Regions from separate parts of the Homo sapiens genome. Here region 2 is linked to region 1. A link is an interaction called in ENCODE POLR2A ChIA-PET data of the cell type or tissue named here. Cell type or tissue: HepG2. All regions are shown on one strand. Links, peaks and the distances in the headings refer to the core of each region. The heading gives the core; the rest is flanking DNA.

Region 1 (2,909 bases), core at 250-2,749:
AGAAAACATTGCCGAGGAAACCCAGTTCCAGACTGAACTAGGAGAAAACCATGCACTCCTGTACCCTCTCTCTAAATAAATTATCTGTCCAGGCCCCGGCCAGGAGAGCCATGAGCCTTTCTATCACCTACTGACCTTACTTACCTTCCTCCGTGACCCTGCAGAGCCGGAGGAGCTGCGGCCCAGCTGACCGCCCGTGCCTGCACGGTCCAACCCTAGAAATGGCCATGTCTTGTGCCCAGGAGCAAAGGAAGTCCAGAAGGTACAGAGGTCAATAAGGGTAATTATTAAACACCTTTTTTTTTTTTTTTGCAATGAAGCTTAGATACGCCACACAAAAAAGGGGAGGGTCAGGAACACCAATTTCTCTCCAAAACCGTTTTTGTTTTGTTCATTTGTGTCTAGGTCAGATTATTTTTTTAAAACCAGATGGTCCCAAATCGTCTACACTTTTTACCTAAAGATAAAATAAATTATGCCTTCTTTTATCTTTGGGAATCAGAGGAGATAAACTTTGGAACCAATTCGCTAATTGCCTTAATAGGCTATATTTAAAACCCAAGTCAGGCAGCTCAAACAGGAACCGCTGTGTGTGCGTAACTCAGCTGTTGGTCAGTTTCCTCCCCGCCCAGGAATTTCCCCCAAGCCAAGGGCCTGCCTCTGGCTGAGCAGGTGAGAGCGGCTGAGCCCGTCCCACTCCTCTTTACCAGTGATGGGGCTTCACCACTTGGAATCACAAGCAGGCCTGAGGCAATGCAGGGCCTCGTGTCCTCCCTGCAGCTGCGGCCAAATGCCCATCAGGTTTGGCTGTGGTGCTGTTCACGTAGCCATGTCCTGGCTCATCACAAGGGACACAAAACCTTCCCCTTCGGGGAAACGGAGGGGGACAGGCAACACAAGGCCAGGAAGCTCCGGTCCGCATCCAGGGCTGCCAGGGTCTGGATCTCTCTGGGAGGGAGCAGAGGTTCTCCCGCACTGCGATTGGACCTAGGCTCAGGCGGCAGCCTCAGGGGTCAGCACGAAGCCCTTTCAGATAGGGAAGGAAGCACCTTATGAGACCTTATGAGACAGCCTGGCACAGCATAAGCACTGCATCTGAAGCATCGTAGCTGTTACCTTCAGCCAAAACTCTGGTAGCTTTGCCTTGGGCCAAACTTAACTGCATCCCAGATATCAGATGGAAGCAAAGGTCAGGGATGGAAGGAGCTGGGCCAGTCTCTGGGGGTCAGTTTGGGAGCAGTTTGGGGCAAGCAGACCTGAGAGAGGCACAGGTTTCTCTGAAAGCCGTCTGCAGAGCACAGGGACCCTTGTTGTCCCAGAGGCACGGTCCTGATTTAGAAGTTCGTCACCTCCCATCTTGGGAGGGCCCACCTGTTTACCTGCCTGCCATGCCCAGAGCCCTGAGCAGAGAGGCTAGTGGCAGGTCCTGCCACCCTAGACAGAACCTGCCCACCGGCTTGCTGGGGTCACTCCTCCTAATGTTGCAGCACTCATCATAGTACCTGGCACATCCATGTTTGCAAAACACCACAGAATACCCCCTGGGTCAAAAGTGCTCCTGGCAGGCTGACAGGAGACCACGTGAGGACATCAGGGTGGGGCAGTGGTCCCCCGCTGGGGCCAGACAGCCCTGCAACCTCACCCACTACCCACATGGGCTCAGGCAGCACTGCCAGGATCAGGGTCTGAACCTGCGACGCAGGGCGAGCAACAGGCGCCTCCTCACGGAACACACTGAACTTGCATGTTCCATGAATGTCCGGGACCAGCCCTCTGGTCTTCCTGGGCCTCTTCCAAGTGCCGAGTCTGGAACATCGGGATGTGAGGGTCCTTTGTTAAGTCAGAAACCTCCACTTCAGTTCATTTTGGGTCCACGGTGAGCATTTCTTAAGCCTGTTTCTTAAAGTTGTGTTTTTCACCGCAGTCCCACCCTCTCCCTCCCTTGAATACACAGAAAGTATTCAAGTAATTCTCATAAGCTCTTCCTCATGGAAAATAATACGGATTTCATTTAAAAAGCAAAATTTTCCTCAGTTCTTGAAGACCATTGGTTCATTGTGTATCCAGTGCTTCTGCCATGTGACTGAAGTTTCACCTCCCTGCTGTCAATTTTTTTTTTTTTAGATGGAGCCTCACTCTGTCGCCCAGGCTGGAGTGCAGTGGCACGATCTCAGCTCACTGCAACCTCTGCCTCCTGGGTTCAAGTGATTCTCCTGTCTCAGCCTCCTGAGTAGCTGGGATTACAGGCATCCACCACCATGCCTGGCTAATTTTTGTATTTTTAGTAGAGATGGGGTTTCACCATGTTGGCCAGGTTGGTCTTGAACTCCTGACCTCAAGTGATCCACCTGCCTCGGCCTCCCAAAGCGCAAATCCTACTGTCATTTTTACCATTTTATTTATTTATTTTTGAGACTTGCTGTGTCACCCAGGCTGGAGTGCAGTGTCATGATCTCAGCTCACTGCAACCTCCGCCTCCCAGGTTCAAGCGATTCTCCTCCCTCAGCCTCCCGAGTAGCTGGTACTACATGTGTGACAATATACCCGGCTAATTTTTGTATTTTTAGTAGAGACAGGGTTTCATCATGTTGGCCAGGCTGATCTTGAACTCCTGACCTCAAGTAATCCACCCGCTTCAGCCTCCCAAAGTGCTGGGATTACAGGTGTGAGCCACCACACCCGCCCAACCACTCTATTTCTTAAGTTTCTGCTAAAGACTCTTGACCTTCATTTTCAACCCGTGCTTTTTCCCTTCCGATTGCAAAAATGCTTGCAGTGTGAAGATCTTCACACCATCTACATTTTATCTTATATTTGGTGCACATTTGATTTCAGTTGGGGAGGGTAAAATGCTTCTCTCCACCCTTTTGGGTTCTTTGGTTGGGCTTCGAATTGAGACTAATGGGAGG
Region 2 (2,909 bases), core at 200-2,699, 170 kb before region 1:
TGGGTTTTTGCATTGAGTGCAATAACTCCATGATTTCCTTGTGGTATTTAATGGGGGTTCCCCCAGAGGTTAGGAACGCTCTTTCTTTACATATTGCAGCATGGGCATGTAGGATTAGATAAGCATACTTGCTATCTGTATACACGTTTTTTCTTTTTTCCTTTCCCAGTTCTAAGGCTCGGGTAAGTGCCACTAGTTCTGCTAACTGGGTGCTGGTCCCTGGGGGAAGAGGTTTACTTTCAAGTACGGTTACATCACTAACTGTGGCATAACCTGCCCTTCGTATCCCATTTTCCACAAATGAACTTCCATCGGTATATAGGTTAAGGTCAGGATTAGCTAACGGGACTTCTAAGAGATCCTTTCAGGCGGCATAAGTCTGGACTACTACCTGTTGGCAGCCATGCTTGACCCGCTCCCTATCCTCTGGGAGAAAAGTGGCAGGGCTGAGGGCCACACATGTATGCACTTGAAGCACTGGTCACTCAAGGAGTAGTGCCTGGTATCTAAGCAGGTGGTTTTCTGATAGCCATAAACTTCCTTTGGCACCTAGTTTGCCATTTACATCATGAGTAGTCCAGACAGTGAGATCCTTTCCTTGTATTATTTTGATAGCCTCTGACACTAAGACAGCCACTGCCACAACTACCCCTAAACAGTTAGTCTAGCCTTTTGCTACTGTATCAGTTTCCTTAGGTATGCCACTGGTTGTGGAGTTGTCCCATGAGTCTGAGTAAGGACCCCAAGAGCTATTCCTGCTCTCTCTGTGACGTTTAAAGAAAAGTTTCGTCCTGTGGGAAGGCTTAAGGCTAGAGCTTGAGTTTGTTCCTTCCAATGCCCAGACTTCAGGGTTGATTCCCTCCCCAAGCAGGGGACAACAAATGGGTAACTTGTTCCCCATATTCATGTAGATAATAGCTCCAGCTTTGGCTAATATATCCCTCCCTAATAAGGGTGTGGGACTTTCAGGCATAACAAGAAAGGCATGTGAAAGGAGCAAAGTCTCCCAATTACAACTGAGGAGGTGGGAGAAATACCTGGTTACAGCCTGTCCCAGGATTCCTCGGATGGTAACAGACCTTGAGGACAGCTCCAAGACAGGAAATTAACACTGAGAAAGCCACGCCAGTGTCCAGGAGGAAGTCAATTTCCTGGCCCTCAATGGTTATACATACCCAGGACTCAGTGAGAGTGATGACATGAGCTGGTGCTTTCCCTGGGCACCCTCAGTCTTGTTGCATCATCTGGTTGGTGGCTTCTGTCCCAGAGAACCTTTGTCCTCTGGGGCAGTGTGTCTTCCAGTGATTGCCTCGGCATAGTGGACATGGGCGAGGGGGCAGCTTGTTTCTCATAGGACAATCTTTTTTTTAAAAAGTGTCCTTGTAAACCACACTGATAACAAGCCCTACCAGGTGATTGGCCTGCTCCATTCTCTGTCCCCTCTGAACCACCAAGGTTTGTTTGTCTGAGGGCCATGACTAAGTCTGCGGCCTTTCTATTATCTCACTTTTACTTTTGGGCCTGTCCATCTTGGTCCCTATTATAGAACACTGAGGTTGCCAGGTTTAATAATGCTTCCAGAGTTTGTTCAGGGCCCAGGGCTCGCTTTTGGAGCTTTCTCCTGATATCCACAGATGATTGGGTAATAAACTTGTCTTTTAGGATCAATTGACCCTCAAGTGAGTCGGGTGACAGGGGAGTGTATTTTCTTAAGGCCTCCCGTAGCTGCTCGTGGAAGGCAGAAGCATTTTCTTCCTTTCCCTGAGTTATGGTGGACATCATTGAATAATTCATGGGCTTTTTCCTAATACTCCTTAGTCCTTCTAGAACACAAGTCAGCAGATGTTTACGACTCCAGTCCCCATGATCTGAGTCGAGGTCCCAGTGGGGATCCATACTGACTTACTGACATACGGCTTGCTGACTAGTAAGGAATTTGTCCCTTTCTTCAACTGTCATTCTATCATTTACTGGACTAAGATACCAGGTATCTCCAAACTCTTGGGCTGCAGCTAAAGCCACATTCTTTTCATTAAAGGCCAGGGTTTGATCTAACACTAGCATGACATCTCTCCAAGTGAGATAGAAGGTTTGCCCTCGACCCTGTAGGACATCTGTATACCTATCAAGATCATCTGAAAGCTTCCCAAGGTCTGCCTTGATCTGCTTAAAATCAGAGAGGGAGAAGGGAACATGTACCTAGGTTGGGCCAAATTCCGCTCCCCCTACAGCTTGAAGGGGACATAACCGATAGCCCGGGAAGGGGGCGTTTGTGATCCTTTGGAGATTTCTTTGCTTATTTCCTTCTGGGCAGCGGACATTAGAGGAGGATTATCATTAATAGGAAGGGGAGCTATAGGGAGGCTAGGATATGGAGGTAAGCTGAGAGGTCCTCCTGTGGGATGTAAATTGCAAGCTTTGCATACTTGGGTATTCTCCTTCAATGAAAAGAAAACTTAGACATAAGGTATTTCACTCCATTTGCCTTCCCTCTTACAGAAAAGGTCAGGCTGCAGGATAGTACTGTAGTTTATACTTCCCTCAGGTGGCCATTTTTCCCCATCAGAGAGAGAAATTGGGGCCAGGCTGTAGTATAGAAAAAAATGAGCCACCTCTTTTTCAGGGTTTGTGGGTCAAATTGGTCCCAGTGGCTTAGGATGCATTTCAAGGGTGAGCCTGTTGATGCCTGAGTGTTTCCCATCTGAAAGACAAAACCGCCTGTGGTTTTGGTTTGTTTGTTTCTCCCCCTGCCCAAGAACCTGCAACGGTCCCTGGACCCTGCTGATCGGAATAGTTGTGCTCACCAATGCAGCAGCAGAAACACCTCTTGCCCAAGAACCTGCAACAGTCCCCGGACCCTGCTGATTGGAGTAGTTGTGCTCACCAACGCAGCAGCAGAAACAACCCCT

Evidence for each region. Peaks named below come from ENCODE experiments on the same cell type or tissue, not always from the same donor. Only the 100,000 strongest peaks of a DNase experiment are listed, where the experiment ranks them.
Region 2: POLR2A ChIA-PET joins it to region 1 with 5 read pairs; 4 of 35 experiments call an interaction of 5 or more read pairs at or near these places.

What each region holds. Positions count from the first base shown.
Region 1 is chr19:32,869,542-32,872,450 of GRCh38, forward strand. It overlaps SLC7A9 (solute carrier family 7 member 9), which reads right to left and starts at 226. Exons shown (of 13, transcript NM_014270.5): 1 at 145-226. RefSeq lists enhancers at 531-1,053, 1,054-1,576. In HepG2, for the core only: a CTCF peak has its summit at 1,714; a DNase peak (open chromatin) is centred at 1,710; H3K4me3 peaks cover 1,477 bases.
Region 2 is chr19:32,695,698-32,698,606 of GRCh38, forward strand. The region is part of intron 1 of NUDT19 (nudix hydrolase 19); the gene reads left to right. The region is part of intron 1 of LOC124904690 (a long non-coding RNA gene); the gene reads right to left. Among named protein-coding and RNA genes, the nearest start is that of NUDT19-DT, 4.9 kb to the left of the region's middle. In HepG2, for the core only: no CTCF peak of the experiment used is centred there; no DNase peak of the experiment used is centred there.